Regions from separate parts of the Mus musculus genome. Here region 2 is linked to region 1. Evidence: chromatin loops called from intact Hi-C (ENCODE). Cell type or tissue: gastrocnemius. All regions are shown on one strand.

Region 1 (8,000 bases):
GGTGCTCCGGTGACTCTCACGCACCTCCCTCTGCTTTCTCTGCCTTTTCAATCAGACCACACTTCCCTACTGTGAAAAAGAAAGAATAATCTCCAGTATGCACAAAGGAACACAAACAGGGGGAGCTTGGCAAGACCGTTCTCTTTGTATAAAGAGTGAACCACGACCCAGAGTGGGCTAGCAAGCATCTTTGGCCAAGACAGCTTCTTTGTTTTATCCCTGACGTTAATGGTGACTGTCTCTTACGACATTTGTGGATGTTGAACTTCACAATGAATCCTTGTCTGAATAACTACCTTTGGAAGAACAAAGGTGAGACATGCATATATGGCTTTGCCAAGGAAGACCCACCTAGGGAGGGGAAACCTGGACTCTCCACACTGCCTGCCTTAGTTCAGGCTCTCCCTATTCCAGTATCCGCAGGGCACTTCCACAAGCTGTAGAGACTCAGTATCAGGCCATTCAAGCTTCTACTCTCTACTATTCTCATGTTCTTCCAGGGTTGGCAGAAGGGATATTCCCTGCTAGAGTTACCACAGGAGTCTCAAATAGCATTTGGGGAGACCTTAGCAATGGGGATTCTGAGAAAGCAGGCTATAATATTGAGGGAAAGTAGGAAAAAGACTCCTGGCATCAAAGGGTTGGCAAGACCCATATGTGAAGTTATAACTGTAGACTCCCTACCAGAAGCAGGTCATGGTGTGCACAGGACCGGCTGTGGTGCTTCATTAACAGAGCCTGCAGGCTCCTGGGAGAATTCTGCCCAGTACAGAACCACCTAGGAAAGACTCTAGGGAAATGCCAGGGATGGAAGCCAGCCTTCCCAAAACAGTCTTTTCATGTGTTGCCTGCTCTGCCAGAGAAGGCACAGAGCCAGAACAAGCCGCAGAGATATTAGCTGTGGCAGGAACTGATCAATGGAAGCAGGGACCTCAGCCTGCCAGCTGCCAGAGTGTAGAGGCAGCCACGGTCCCAACAGGACTCAGCTCCCAGGAGCGGTGTGGAGAGCTTGTGCCAGGCAGAGAGGTGGAAATGCAAGAAGGGAGCAGTTTGCTGCTCTCCTCATGGGCCACCTGTGAGAGAAGTGCGTGGAAGCCTTGGGAGCCCCCTGGGAGCTAGGTTTGGCACTCACAACCCTCTCTGCAGGAAATGAGAAAGGTAATAGGCCTGCCAATTTGGCCACTTGAAAGACCAAGTGGCAAGAATGGAATTCCCCCTGCTTCCGGCTCGTCCCTCTGTCCAGGGGTGATCATCAGCACACAGCCATGTGCTATATAGCAACATTTCATTCAACACCAGACCACACACACAACAGTGGTCCCATAAGATTATAGGAACCAACAGTCCTGCTGCCGAGTGCATCCTATGATAAGGAGTACAGCCCACTACTCATACGAGATCCTGAGCTAATGAAACTGAGCTGTCAGTTGGATAAAGGCCTAACACATGCAGTCACATGCAGGAAGGACTGCATACTCATAATACCCAGGTAGTGCGCCACCAGGAAGGGTCCTGGAGGAGTGCCAGGAATAGAGGCACACGGTCTCTCCTCACACAAGCCTGCTCTGCCAGGGAAGGCTCTGTGCCAAGACAGGCCACAGGGAAATTAGCTGTGGCAGGAACTGGCCAAGGGAAACAGGGACCTCAGCGTGCCAGCTTCCAGAGTGCAGAGGCACCCACAGCCCAGCAGGACTCAGGTCATGGAAGTGGTATAGAGAGTTGTGCCAGGTATAGCAAAGGAGGCTTATGTATTAAATACAATATACTTTTAAACATGTGTATGTAGTCACGCGTGGCTACAGTATGGGTGGAGGTCAAGGTGTGGCCACAGCCTTGTGTGAAGGTCAAGGACAACCTTGGCTATCAATGGACTAGCCAGCACAGAAGCCTTCAGAAACTGTCCTGCCTCCGCCTCCTATCCAAGATTCCATAGAAGCCCTGGAGTTCAGACGTGCTCTGACCCCAGTAATCTTACATTAATTTCAGGGAACTCCTGATAGAAGAAACTAATTTAAGCAGTACTCAGCATCACACCTACAGTTATGCTTTAGCATAACTCTGGGTTGCATCTGGGATTCTCCAGTGCTTGACTTCATACCACACTCTGCTCAGCATGGCCTTGGAGCAGTAAGAGATACAGCTGGGGTATACCCGACTATACCAACCACCTAAGCTTCCGTAAGTACACTGCAATATTCACACAGCAGTGAAACCGCCTTAAAGAGAAATGTCTTGACATACAGCCCCATTGTCAAGCAAGTTGTGCTTGTACCACACAGATGACACACACAGTGCACAGTGGAGGAGAGAGTTGCCACAGGCACAGGTAAGAGTGATCTGAGGATGACAGAGATACATTAAAAATACAGAGTCAAGTTCCTCTGTAAATCAGCATCCCACACCCTGAGGCTGGCCAGCACATTCAAAAGGAAATTGGAAACAGCTCAGAAAAATAACAGTATTTTGAAGAAACAAAGGTAATGAATGGAAAGAGGGCTTTGCATAGCAGCAAAGGTTCCCTACCCTGCTCCCATAGGTAGGAACACCAAAGGGCAAAGAACTCAGGACCCTTAACTTTCACTGGATTAAACTCTTGGTTTTTTAAATAAAAGACAAGGTTACAGGGCCAGATTGCCAAGCCCTATGTCCAGATCGAGCTAAAACTAATCAGGCTCAAAATGGCTACACAAAGGACAAAAGAAAAGTGTGAACGGGAGAAAACCGCATCCGGTGAAATGTCCTTTGTAAATCATCCAAATCAACTCTGATGTCAGACACTCTGTCAGAGCAAAATCACATCTGCTCTTAATTAACCCTGATTCCGGAAAGCGACAGCTGAACTATAGATAAGACCTCAGTGAGGGGTCTGTAACAGTTTCCCGGTTTCTCTGACCCTTCACTGCAGCCGGTAGGCATCTGATGGATAACTGAGGCAGATAAAAGCTGGCCACTTCTGTCTTTATACTGTGTCTGTCCCTGTACTCTCTTAACACTTGTGAGTCAGACCCTGCTCAACTCTGCATGTAGACATGTCGATCACTTAAAATGTTTATTTTCCCAGATGAGAATGCTAGCACACACATTTAATTCCAGCACTCAGGAAGGAGTCAGAGGCAGGTGAATCTCTGTGTTCAAGACCAGCCTGGTCTACAAATTGAATTCCAGGACAGCCAGGGCTACACAGAGAAACCCTGTCTTGAAAAACCGAAAGAAAACTTTTTTCCAAAATTGTAATTTAGAGTTATCTTAATCTGTTTGCTGTTTCGAGCTTCGTATGTGTTTATTGGCAACTGAAGGACATACAGTTTGATCATATGGCCCATACCAAACCTGAGGCTACTATCCCTGTACATGGCAATGAACTGCTCAGCAGTTCTGGTTTCAGTTGGAACTGTAAGCCTGCAAACCCTCAGGCCAGATTGTACCCAGGAAGGAAAGCACCTCCACTGTGCCCATGAGCAATGGGAAATTAGCAAGCATTATTCTACCCCACCTCCAGATCAATAAAGGCTTACTGCCCTTGATCTGTGAGCAGCCTGATACCTGCCTCCAGTAAACTGAAGTCAGGCAACTGGAGCTGGTGGCTCAGGAAAGGAGCCTTGCCCAGCTCCACAATAAATGCCTGAGTCTCACTTCTACTGTTCCCACAGACCAGTAACTTCCTCTTTTTCTGCAAACTCAGAATAGGGCGCTCACCAGGCATTTAATCTGCCAGCACCCGAGTCTTGAAATACTCAGCCTCCAAAACTGTGAGAGATGAATGATAGTGAGCCACTGGGTTTGTCGTGGCCAGCAGAGCAGACGAGGTGCTATCCTCAGACAGACATTATCCCTCCCCAACCCAGTCTGACAGAAGCACAGACATTGAAATCCCTGCGTGGTGGACTTCAGGTCTGAGATTAGCTTGTAGCACTATTGCTTTCTAGTCCGAAGGGACAAAGACACCGAACTGGGGGGAGAGGGACAGCTCTGCGGTAGATCCACACCCTGCACTGTAGAGAACAGAAAGACACAGGAAGCACTACCCTATGAGTGTTGATCCTAGCAAGTGAGTTCCAGAGAATTTAGCCCCTTTTCAGAGTCATGGCCATCCCAAGTAGGCCTGGGTTCTCTGATGGGGCTAACAATGCCAAATACAGGTTTAAAGACTGGAGGAGGGAAGGGGGGAGAAGGGGTGTAGAGGTTGGGCTTTTGTTTCTTGTTGATTTGGTTGTTGTTTTGTCAGCGGTGGGGGTCGTTTAGTTGGTTGGTTTTGGTTTGGTTTTGCTTGTTTATTGATGCCAGATCTCCTGTATCCCAGGCTAGTATCAAACTTGCTGTGTAGTCAGGGTTGACTTTGAACTTCTGATCTACCTCCACCTCTGCATTGCAAGCACGTGCCTCCACACCCTAATATGTGATCTTTTGACATCCTAATTTTAATTTTCCCTTGGTAAGGAGAAGAGAAAGATTAACTGGATTTAAGCTAGAACACAGCTGAGCATTGAGAAACACAGCCTGCTGCCAAGTAATAAATAAAGCTGAAAAAGTGAGGTGCCCGGGCATGTTCACCCAACATCAGCTTTCCCTACTGCTCCATCAGCCCCCGCCTGGTTCCAAGTTTATCGAGTTTATTTTAAAAGCTTAGAGAGAAGAATCGGGAACGATGTTTGGTCGTGGAGGAAACTGAGCGCACGGGTGTCTTCCAGTTTCGCGCTCACCCTACAGGCTCGTTCCGTGGACTCGGGCGCCCCCACGCGGCGGCACGCACAAGCCTCGGGCGCCCGGGTCCTGGTGACAGAGCCACCAGGCACCGCGCTCCCAGCTCACAGCCTTCGGCCGCCCTCAACCCCGCCGCTTCCCACGGGCCTCGTCAGAGCATGGGGACTTAATGTTTACGAGATCGCCAGGCTCCCGCGGGCCGCTGTGGCGACAGCCAGCCCGCGGCGCTAACGAGCCCCAGCGGAGCGCCGCGGAGGCCCGGCTTTGGCAACCTGGCGCAAGCCTGCCGTGGCCGCCTGCAAGCAAGCTCCCAGTGCCACCCACGGAAGCCGAGGTCGCCACAGCCACACCAACGAGTGGCCAGGGAGACCGAATCTAGGGTTTCCGGTGTTTTGCTGGCCCGATCTCCAGATCCACCCCTCCCGGTCCATTCAAAAGCCTTGACCACTGAACCCTAGACCCTGGCCCAGTAATCTCTCCCCAGTGACCAGTGGTCAGGCGGAAAAAGGAGAGAGAGTAATCATTATATCTCATCCTGGGGTGTGTTCAACTTATTCTCCAAACTGACAGCGCTGGGGGTCACCTACTAACTTCTGGGCAAGAGCCACACATCAGAATGAGGATCAATCATGACTTGTCCCCAGAAGAGAGTGAAAGGCTCACATTTACAGTCTGTGTGCCAGGAACTGTGAAACTACTTACATTAATTTCCTCAGTCCTAACAACACTGCGATAGGCCCTGTTGTACATACACAGTTGTTCGCATTTCAGAGAAGGAAACTGAGACCTAAGCCCACATGGTGACCCTGAGACCCAGAGACCGATTGAGGCAAAACAAAAGCTCTCCGAGCTTGGCTCGGTTAAAGACCATCCTCCACTACGTAATCAGTTACAGTAGAGGCTAGCCTGGGCTATGTGAGACCCTGCCTCAATTTTTTTTAAGGTGAAGAGAGCCTTGCATTTTTCCTAAGTATCTTCCAGGACACACACACACACACACACACACACACACACATATACGCACGCACGCACGCACGCACGCACTACACAGGAAAAAGCTCCATGGCCCTGCAAGTTGAGAACCACTTACTTAAGCTACCCTCCTCAGCTTTGGGGAGTAGTAGCTGACAATTTCTTTTAATCAGTTGGAGTCTTTCCGAGGGGGACAGATGTTTCTCTTGGTTTAAGTCTGGGTTTTGATGCTTACCATAGCAGAACTTCCTCTTTCAACATACACTAGCATCCTGTGGCACTGTCTGACGGAGTATACTTTGGGATACGTCTCAAATGTTCATAATGACAACATTTTCTGGCCATTTTCCTGTGCACTAAGCACCATCGCATGTGCCAATCTACCCCTTAAAACTCCCTGGATAACTTGGGGGGAGAGAGAAAAATTCAGAGCTGAGAATGCTATGGGTGGTAACGAAAAGCTTCCGGGCTGAGGGCTGGGGGCATTGCCACACTTGCCTGCTACTGTCATTCTCCCATTTTGCAGAATGAAACTGATGTGCAGAGCCATGACATCACTTTCTCTAGGTCATAGTCACGCTAGTGAGTGGACCGGGACTCAGGCATGGTGTGGCCAGGCCTGTGCTGGTACTTAGGACAGCCTCCATGCTGCCCCTCCACCGTACTTGCAGGGTTAGGGTCCTCATCTCAGGGCTGAGTCCTCATGAAAGCTAGTTTTCTGTGAGAGGGTCTCTTCTCCTTCAAGGGCCTCCCCCTTCTACCTGTCCGTCAAAACCACCATCACAGACACCCCCGTAGGTGAAGAAATGGGCACAAGATTTGAGTTTAAACAACTCCTTGTTGGATTCTGGCACCACTGTTTACAGTCTGGTTGACTTTAGGCAGCTAATTTGGCCATCAGTTGCACTGAGGAGAATCTAAGCAACCTCTGCTACCTTATGGGACCTGAGGTGGACTGAGGTCATCATTGTGAGAACTCAGTAAACCCTGTTTCACACCTTTCATACTTCACTCTGGGAACTCTTCCCTGACTGTCTCCACCCCATCTCTCTACAGGGGGCTTGAGGCTCCTCTGCTAAGGGAGTACCCCACCTCAGCTTGCCACACCCTTGATCCTGAAATAATGGCCCTGTGTATCTGAATCCTCCAGTAAAAAATACCTCCAAGGGCCAGCCTGTTCACTGCTGTATCTGCAGGGCCTAGTACCACCAACATTGGCACACAGTAGGATTTCACTTGATGCCTGGTGGATCAGTGGCTGGATCCTAGCAACTGGAAATATGGTTATTGAAAACCCACCATGCCAAGGCCCAGTTCCAGCATTCCACATGGACCCTAACTCATTTAATAAAACTAGCATCTGAGAGGAATGCTAATATTTTCTTATTTGGAGAAAGAGAGGCACGGGAATGTACCCAATAAATAATGGAGAAAGGACGTATGCCCGGTTTCGCTTTGGAGGCTGCAAATGGGTACACAGATGAATGCCTGCCTAGCTTCACTGAGATGGGCAGCCATGCAAGTCTTGCCTCTCCTGTATCTCCTCCCATCTGTGCAGTGAGGGATGGACCTGGTTACAGACGGGGCCCTTGGTTTTCTGGAGGCTTAGGGAACATTGGGAGAATAAAAAGAGACACTTGGGCTAAAGGAGACCTTAAAACAGCACAGTCACTAGGTCAACCCAGCTTGAAGCAGAGAGTGCAATGGCCAGCAGGGCAGGAAGCCCACACCCGTGATTATGAGCACCCAGGTCAGAGCTGGCTCTAGTTCAGTTTATCTGCAGCAAAGAAAGGTCAGAGTCAAGGTCACAGCAGGGCTAAGGACAATAACAACCACTGCTAAATAACCAGCTCTTCAGTGTGTGTGATGTCATCTGGTCCTCACGTCAACTCTGTGACTGTTATTGCTAAGAATGATGGTCTGAGAGGCCTGAGCCTGCACCAGAGTCACATGTGGTCACTGTTGATTGATAGATCCACTAAGATCTTTCACACACTAAAAATCACTCTATCTCTTTAAGCCGAGAGGAGGCAGGGCCCAAGGGTCATGCCTGCGCAACTGGCAGGCAAGTAAGAGAAGTAGCCACTTTGCTCATTAAAAGTTTGGCCAGGCAAGCAAAGTGGGCACCTGGGGCAGATGGGACTCCCTGAGATGCAGGCCTCAGCTGGACCAGGCATTAGGCCCAGGCTGCTGTAATTGGGCCCCAGGTGCCCTGCTGAGTCTGTGTCCTCATGGGGAGACTAAAGGAGACACCAAGGTCCAGTTCATTATGGCTTAATTAGTGGTAAATCACTTGGCAGCCTCGGGGACACTGCAACGAGCTCAGA
Region 2 (8,000 bases), 51 kb before region 1:
CATTGGGCAGCAGAAATTCAGCACCATGGAGGAACTTGTAGAACATTACAAACAGGCACCGATCTTTACAATGAACAAGGAGAAAAATTATATCTTGTCCAGCGTTTGTCTTGATAGTGCTCGTCAGCAGTGACTGCTACACAACTTTAACTCGTCATGTAACTGGAGACTGAGAAAGTGCTGGGCCAATTGCACTTGCTTGGAAAGTGCTGTTTCTAACTATATGAGAATTGACTATAATCCGTGAGTACTTTTGTGATAACTCAGACCATACGTATATACTACATATGCAGTGCATCTCTAGAGAAGAGTTCTTTATTCTTGGTCTTCTGTCTTACTGTTTTCTTTGCTGTTTTTCTCTTTCCTTCCGACAATGAAGGTTTTGTATTCTGAAATGAATAATTTGGTTTAAAATCTTTATATGGAAGAATTCTTTTATTGCTGTTTCTTTATTTCCTTGTAAAGATAGCCTGTTCTCTCATAGTTCCTCTTCACATAAAATTATACCTATATGGCATATGATAAAGGACATTTCTTGTAAAGTGTTCATCTTTTCTGTGACTAAATAGCAGTAATAAACATAAAATAAGAAATTTTTTAAAAAGATTTGAGTTTCCCTTCACTTCCTGTGGGAAGTGAAAGGAGGAAGTAGGTGGCTCCTGGAGGAAGTAGAAGTGCTGCCATAAATAACATATATAATAAATCATGTAATATGCTATATCATCATATATTATATTGCTTTTAGCCTGTTTTTTACTGTTTCTAAGAAAAATCTGAGCAGTTTTCTGGTGAATTTTTTACATTATTTACATTAAATATTATTTATGTTAAATAAATCAAATTTTTCTAACAAAATAAGTAATATTCCAGCATATCTGTTTTCTCTCCTACATTGTATCTACCAAGCATCACCATTTTTAACTTTGCTCCATTAAGCTCTTTCCAAAGCATTACCTGTAACCAGTAACTGTTTTATATATAATTCCTAGTAATGAGGTTATGGAAACCATCATCTTGAGTGTGCATCATCAGAACAGGTGGTCAGTAAAACTGGGCCATGACTTGTTGAGAGTGGAGGTGTGGCACCAAATTGAAAATCTCATCTATGTCTGTGTCTTAGTGAAATTAATAGATCGAGATAATGATGACGACGATGGTGATGATGATATGACAGTAACAAGAAGTGAAGCTATGGATTAGGATCCTTATTTTTAAAAAAGAAAGAAAGAAAAAGAAAGGATACAAAGAGAAGGCCTTGTCTTTGAGGAAAAGAGCAAGTCTGGAAAGACCAGTCTGCTGCTGCCTTACTTCCCATCCTCCACAACTATAAAAAAGAAAGGTATGTTTTTTTTAATGAATTACTCGATCTGTGATATTTTATTATAGGGATCAACAAAGGCTTTAACCATGAGAGTAAAGGGCTATAATTCTGATACATTGTTAAAACCAGCAAGTGGTCAGCCCTCCGTCATCCTTTTTGGTTTGGTTTGGTTTTTCTTGGTTTTTCGAGACAGGGTTTCTCTGTATAGCCCTGGCTGTCCTGGAACTCACTTTGTAGACCAGGCTAGCCTCGAACTCAGAAATCCGCCTGCCTCTGCCTCCGGAGTGCTGGGATTAAAGGCGTGCGCCACCACACCCGTCATCCTTTCTTGTCCCTCTCCCACACCCGTTGGTCCTTTCTTGTTTCCAACTGGTCCTCCTTCTGCTTCCATATTTTTGGGGGCTTCTTAAGTCACTAAATTAGAAATAAGTAGAAGAAGCTTTTCCTGTCCTGGACAAAATGTACTTGCATATCACCAGGGACAACTTGGGTTGCCAATACACACTCAAGTTAGTAGAGAATATGATTAAAACCCAAAGTATAAACATCTCACTTCACCAACACACTAATAATGTGCTAGACAATAATATCAATAGCATTAATTCTTCCCAAATAAAGACTTGGGTCATTTTGTCAGGGAGAGGGAAGTTTGAAATATCAAAGTACTATCTGTGAGTGAAGGGAGTTTGGGTCTTCAGTAGGTGGGGTCTTCAAACAATTACCAAGGTGGGAGCTGAGGCAGCTCTGAGTACAATATGTTAGTAGTCCTGTGTGCACATTATAGAGTATATATCAGCACACCCCTAGGGTGTGCATTAATCTCTCTATCCAGTGTGTAAACTGAAACAGAGCATCCTCTGGTGGTGAATAGCAAAATAGACATTGACTCTACCCTCTGCCTTATTTTGGGACCCAAGTTCTTTGCCTGCAGGAAATAGCAGCAGACCTTCCGTGGTAGAAGCAGAGTCGTTTTCTGATGTTTATAGATGTCTTCGTCCTTTCGGATGCTTGACTCTTTTTCATTCTGCTTTCTAGGACTGTTGTGCTCCAGGAACCAAGCCCCAGTACAACAGCACAATCTAGACAGTAGATGTTGCCTGGCGGCCTTTCACTAAGAGAGATCTCTTAAACAGGACTAGAAATTTCAAATCACAGAATGGTTTTGTTTCCTAAATATAATAAATAGCGAGGAAAATTCCACTGCTGTTTTTAGCGCAAGTTATAATACAATATCAATTGTCCATAAGTCTTAACTCCCTTCACTGGTACAACACATACCTTGACATCATAAAGAATAAATTTCTAGCCCCAAACTATTTGAAAAGAGCAAAATCACACAACAGAGTGGTGGGAAATGGGTATACTTCAAGTACTCTGTACAATTAATATATACTAATAAAAAACAGTGACGGTGGCGGGATCAGTCTTGGGGGAAGCTATCCATCCCTGTAGGAAACAGATGGTGACTCCTCCCTCTCCCATTCAGACCTCTTCTCTCAGAAGCTCCCAGGTAAGAAGAAAAGACCAGTGTCAAAGATCGATATCCTGTAGATTACATTCTGTTAAAGGGGACAAGGGGGCCTTAGAGAGACCCAGGAGGACAGGTACTGAGTTTTTTCCCTGCCTGTGGCCAGGAGTCAGTTTCTTGCACCTCTGACCTCTCTCCTCCCACTCTCTGCCCTGTCTCTGCCCAGTCTCCGCCCAGCCTCCGCCTTCTCTGCCTCTAACCTCCTCTTGCCACTCAACTCCTCACTCCTCCCCTTGCTCCTCCCTCTTCCTGCTAGACCTGCCTCTGAGAGGAAACTGAAAGTGAAATTTGGACTGCAGGCTTGCAAAAGCGAAGCTGGGAGCACATAACTAAAGCTGAGGACCCTGGTTAGGTGAGTGAGACTGGGACCCCTGGCCGGCCTAGGTGGGCTCTTTATCCCCACACCAGATTCAAGGAGCCTCTTCCCATCAGCACCCCACACTCGGGAATTTGCGAACCCACCTGCTGCTTCTTTTCATCAGAGTTGTCTTGTCCTAGCCCTGCAGAGCTGCCCATGCTGGCCTGTGGAAGCTGGGCTCTGAAAGTGACTTTCCTAGTGCCCTGGACTAGCTGAGACGACAGTCCTAGCAAGGGCAGGAGAAGCAGGGTGGTGACCTAGGCCAGAGGGGAGCTCAGGGAAACCCTTACCCCTTGAAGATCCCTGCTTGAGGAGAGTGCTATCCATGTAGAAATTTCTGTGGATTTAAGATACTCCACACCCTAAAGGAAGTTGAGACTAGGTTTGGAGCAGCTTAGAGAAGAGCCCAGGGAGTGCTCCCCAAAAATGTTCACCGGTGAGCACACCTGCATGTTATGTACATAGACATTTATAGAGGGGAACATATGGGCACGCCTACATTGATGCATTTGTGCACAAGTATAGTTTGCATATAAAAACATCAATATATGTGTACATACATATATAAAAACATGCATATACACACATGCAACTCTTATAACTGGGCCATATACTCTTAGACAATGTACTCCGGATAATGAATGACATCTTACATGAACCTGAGTGGGGTCGCTAATGACACACCTAGGCTGCATTGTGTTGCCTATTGCACAACCACCATATGTGCAGCCTGTCATATTTGACAAAATGTCTACTATGATGTATAGCTGCATAAACCTTGACTCCTAATGCCTGACCCCTGTGGTTTCTGCCAAGATTAATGAAGACTAGTATGAGCTAACTCTGGTTGGAATATGGAGGGTCTGTGGTGATATGGTAAATGGTCGTTACTGCCATGACTGACGTCTCTGGGCAGTAGAGGCATAAGATGACAGAAAGGAAATGGGAGACGCCTAGACAGTGAGGGTTAAGCAGGGATGGGTGTGGTGACGGTGGAGCTGTTAGCAGCGTTACCCCCACCAGTTTTCTCTGTCTCTTCTAGAAACTCGGTTTCCCCTTCTGCCTGGCTTGCTCAGTGGGTGAGGCCGGAGGAGAGGCTCCTGTCATTCAGGTTGGTGCTTTTGCCTTCTGCCTTTCCCTCCTGTGTCATCGCTTGTCCACCTTGGCATTATTTGGGGGAGTTTGGGGTTTGCCTTGCTTTTGCTTTTGTCCTACAAACTCTCATTTTTATCTCTTCGCCCCTCTGCATCTCTCAAGATTCCACGGCAGATATCACCCTCTACAACCTCAAAAATGTCTCTGGAAAAGATGTGGGAGGAGGTCACCTGTTCTATCTGCCTGGATCCCATGGTGGAGCCTATGAGTATCGAATGTGGCCATTGCTTTTGCAAGGAATGCATTTTTGAAGTTGGGAAGAATGGGGGCAGTTCATGTCCCGAGTGCCGGCAACAGTTTCTGCTCCGAAACCTCAGGCCCAATAGACATATAGCCAACATGGTGGAAAACCTTAAACAGATAGCCCAGAATACCAAGAAGAGTACCCAGGAAACGCACTGCATGAAGCATGGAGAGAAGCTTCACCTATTCTGTGAGGAAGATGGGCAGGCCCTTTGCTGGGTGTGTGCCCAGTCTGGGAAACACCGGGACCACACCAGGGTCCCTATTGAAGAGGCTGCTAAGGTATACCAGGTAAGGCCTTAGCACAGACTAAAGAACATAGCCACTTTGTCCCCCAGAATGGTGGCTGAGAAGTTGGGGGATGAAGGGATAATTTCTCCCTTCATTGAGAGGAGCTTGTGTATGGAATACAACTTTATTTCTCAGCAGCAGAGGCAAAGCCATGGGAAAGGAGTCATGCATCGTGCTTCCTCGTGGCTCCCGGGTACATTAGAAATGCAGTGGCCCAGATCCCGTTACCCATTGGTGTAACTCTGTTTTTGTTAAGACATACTAGATTTCTTCCATAGTCTTTCCATCTGCCTCCTCCAACCTGGGGACTAACCTGCCATCTTTTTCTACAGGAGAAGATCCACGTGGCTTTAGAAAAACTGAGAAAGGGGAAAGAGTTGGCCGAGAAGATGGAAATGGATCTCACGATGCAAAGAACAGACTGGAAGGCAAGAGCTGTAGGCTGGGCTGTGTCCCAGGTCTTGACCTCAAGCAAGCCTTAACCATGACTGTGCCTATCCAAGGGGCGGTAGAGTTATTATATAGGTCACTCTCCAAGACCCATCCACACACTGTGACTCCAGATAGAGAGGAATTGAAAGAAAGGAAGGAAGAGAGGAGAAGGAAAGAGAGAAGGAAAGGAAGGAGGGAGGGATAGAAGAGAGTCAGGGATGAAGGGAGGCAGAAGGGAGGGAGGGAAGAGGAAAGAAGGAAGCTTAAAATCAGATGGGATTTTCCCCAATCTGGCACAAATATCAAGAATTTCTGGAGAAAGTTTAAGGTTTCGTCATTCCTTCTGACCCTGTCTCAGGGAACAGCATAGTCAACATTAGTTTCTTGGGTCTGTGATAGGAAGTCCACCTGACCTGGTGGCTGCTTGATGGTGAGCAAGTTATTAGTCCAAAGCCTGCTAGGGACCTAAAGCCTGTCACAGTGAGAATTTGCTGGTAGAAAATGAAATGCATCTGAAACTGGGTAGGAATGAGAGGCTCACAGCCAATCACAGACCCCAAATGAGTAGCAAAAACTTGACCCTCCCAAGATGGCAAAGACTGTTTTCCTGGGACCACTGCTTTCCACCCAGGGTATCAATGGGTATGGGAACAGGTCTTATGCTCTACAACTTGCTGAGATAGTAAGACAGAGGAACTCACATGGGCGTTAGTAGCTTTTGGAAGAAAGGTTGAGAAAATATCTGGTGCCGGAAGCATGCGTAGGTGGGGGGGGGGGGGGTCTAGGGGACAGACACCACCCAAGCTTAGGAAATTTTTATGGGAAAACTCTTGATGGTCCCCAATGAAGGAGCTAGAGAAAGTACCCAAGGAGTTGAAGGGGTTTGCAGCCCCATAGGAAGAACAACAATATGAACAAACCAATACACCCAGAGCTCCCAGGGACTAAACCACCAACCAAAAAGTACCCATGGCTCCAGCAGCATATGTAGCAGAGGATGGCCTTGTTGGATATCAATGAGAGGAGAGGCCCTTGGTCCTGTGAAGGCACTATGCCCCGATCTAGGGGAATGACAGGGTCAGGAAGCAGGAGTGGGTGGGTTGGTGATCAGGGGGAGGGGGGATAGGATGAGGGGTTTTTGGAGGGGAAACCAGAAAGGGGGGATAACAATTGAAAAGTAAATTAAGAAAATATCTAATAAAAAGAAAAAAGAAAACCTCTTGTCTTCCCCTTGCCACCACAGAGGAACATTGACACCCAGAAGTCGAGGATTCACGCAGAGTTCGCACTTCAGAATAGCTTGCTGGCTCAGGAGGAGCAGAGGCAGCTGCAGAGGCTGGAGAAGGATCAAAGGGAGTACCTGAGACTCCTGGGGAAGAAGGAGGCTGAGCTGGCTGAGAAGAACCAGGCCCTGCAGGAGCTGATCTCAGAGCTGGAGAGGAGGATTCGTGGTTCAGAGCTGGAGCTACTGCAGGTGCGACCCCTGCGCAGGCACAAGGAGTACCTTGGGAAAAGCCTGCGCTATATGGAACGGCTCTTAAAAAATGTGCTTGTTGTGTTTCTGTAAACTACCTACATTATCTTTAATGTGCTCTCGTTCTGCAGGTAGTCTCACTCTTTTCCCAAAATAAACTTAAAATAATTTTTTTCCGAAGCATAGGAACTAAAATAATCATGTATTCGTACTACTATTCTTTTTTCTAATTTTTCCCATAATGATGATAGCTCAGGTTCCTAAAGGGCACACTAGTGGCCTGCCAGGCTCAGGTTAGTACCGCTGCAATCTCACTCCATGGAAGAGAAAATGTTAATGGAATTAGTGGGAGATTCCCGTTAACTTACATCAGTTTATCTAAGTAGTAAGAGGCAGAAATTAAGATGACAGATTGTGTTTTAGAGTCAGTTCATACTCTAAAGTTGCATCCATTGCATCCACCCTTGGTATATTAGCCTGGTGTTGGGACACTCTAGGTTTCTTTTCTCATACCTGTGTCACTGTCTCAGTCAGATGCATACAGACATTTCTTTCTGCTTTGTATAGAAAAACTGATTGTATTGGTTTGACTTGGCAGGCTTCCTCTTGCCTGTCACTGAACTGAGCTTCCTGGTGCCTTTTTAAGGAGCCTAGGAGGCTGCCAGTTCAAATGTTATGGCTGTCACTGCCTGAGAATGAATAGTCTCACTTGAACTCACTCTAAATAGTGAAGAGGATTAGCCACAGCACAGGACAAAGCTTTTAACCAACTAGCCATTCCTCCACAAACAGTTCAAGCCCAAAAATAGCAGGGAACCTCTCTGGACATCTACCTAAGCCATTCTCTGCCTGAAGCTACCTCCCGGCTTCAGTCGGGTTCTGTTGTTTATCTTCCTCTTCTACTGGCTCCATGGCCAGCCCCGCTCCTCCAAGAACCCAGCCCTTGTAAGTCTCTTTCTCTGTCAGTCTTTAAATCCCTGGTCATGGCTAAAGGCCATAACCACGTTGGCTTCCTAGATATTCTGTGAGCCATCACATGCCATTTCTGGTAACGGTTTGTCAGAGTTATCTTTGGGGCCTTACCCAAGGGCGATGTCACATGGCCCCAGGAATGGCATCTCAGTGGTCAGTCAGAAACTCCAGAGTTGACTGTCTGTCTCTTCTCTCCTCAGGAGGTGAGGATCATCCTGGAAAGGTA

Evidence for each region. Hi-C counts contacts between places; a loop is a spot of excess contacts. Peaks named below come from ENCODE experiments on the same cell type or tissue, not always from the same donor. Only the 100,000 strongest peaks of a DNase experiment are listed, where the experiment ranks them.
Region 2: it touches region 1 in a loop (2.3-fold over the local background); 3 of 42 quality-filtered maps call a loop at or near these places.

Annotation. Positions count from the first base shown.
Region 1 is chr7:102,510,012-102,518,011 of GRCm38, reverse strand. It overlaps the pseudogene Gm8556. Among named protein-coding and RNA genes, the nearest start is that of Gm38627, 8.5 kb to the right of the region's middle. In gastrocnemius, a CTCF peak has its summit at 4,737; DNase peaks (open chromatin) are centred at 1,082, 1,559, 4,752, 7,881 and 1 more place; H3K4me3 peaks cover 941 bases; H3K27ac peaks cover 345 bases.
Region 2 is chr7:102,560,590-102,568,589 of GRCm38, reverse strand. Trim21 (tripartite motif-containing 21) reads left to right here and starts at 3,108. Exons shown (of 8, transcript NM_009277.4): 1 at 3,108-3,201; 2 at 4,250-4,318; 3 at 4,465-4,896; 4 at 5,229-5,324; 5 at 6,572-6,802; 6 at 7,975-7,997. The coding sequence starts at 4,501. It also overlaps the pseudogene Gm5339. In gastrocnemius, no CTCF peak of the experiment used is centred here; a DNase peak (open chromatin) is centred at 3,044; H3K4me3 peaks cover 1,484 bases; H3K27ac peaks cover 995 bases.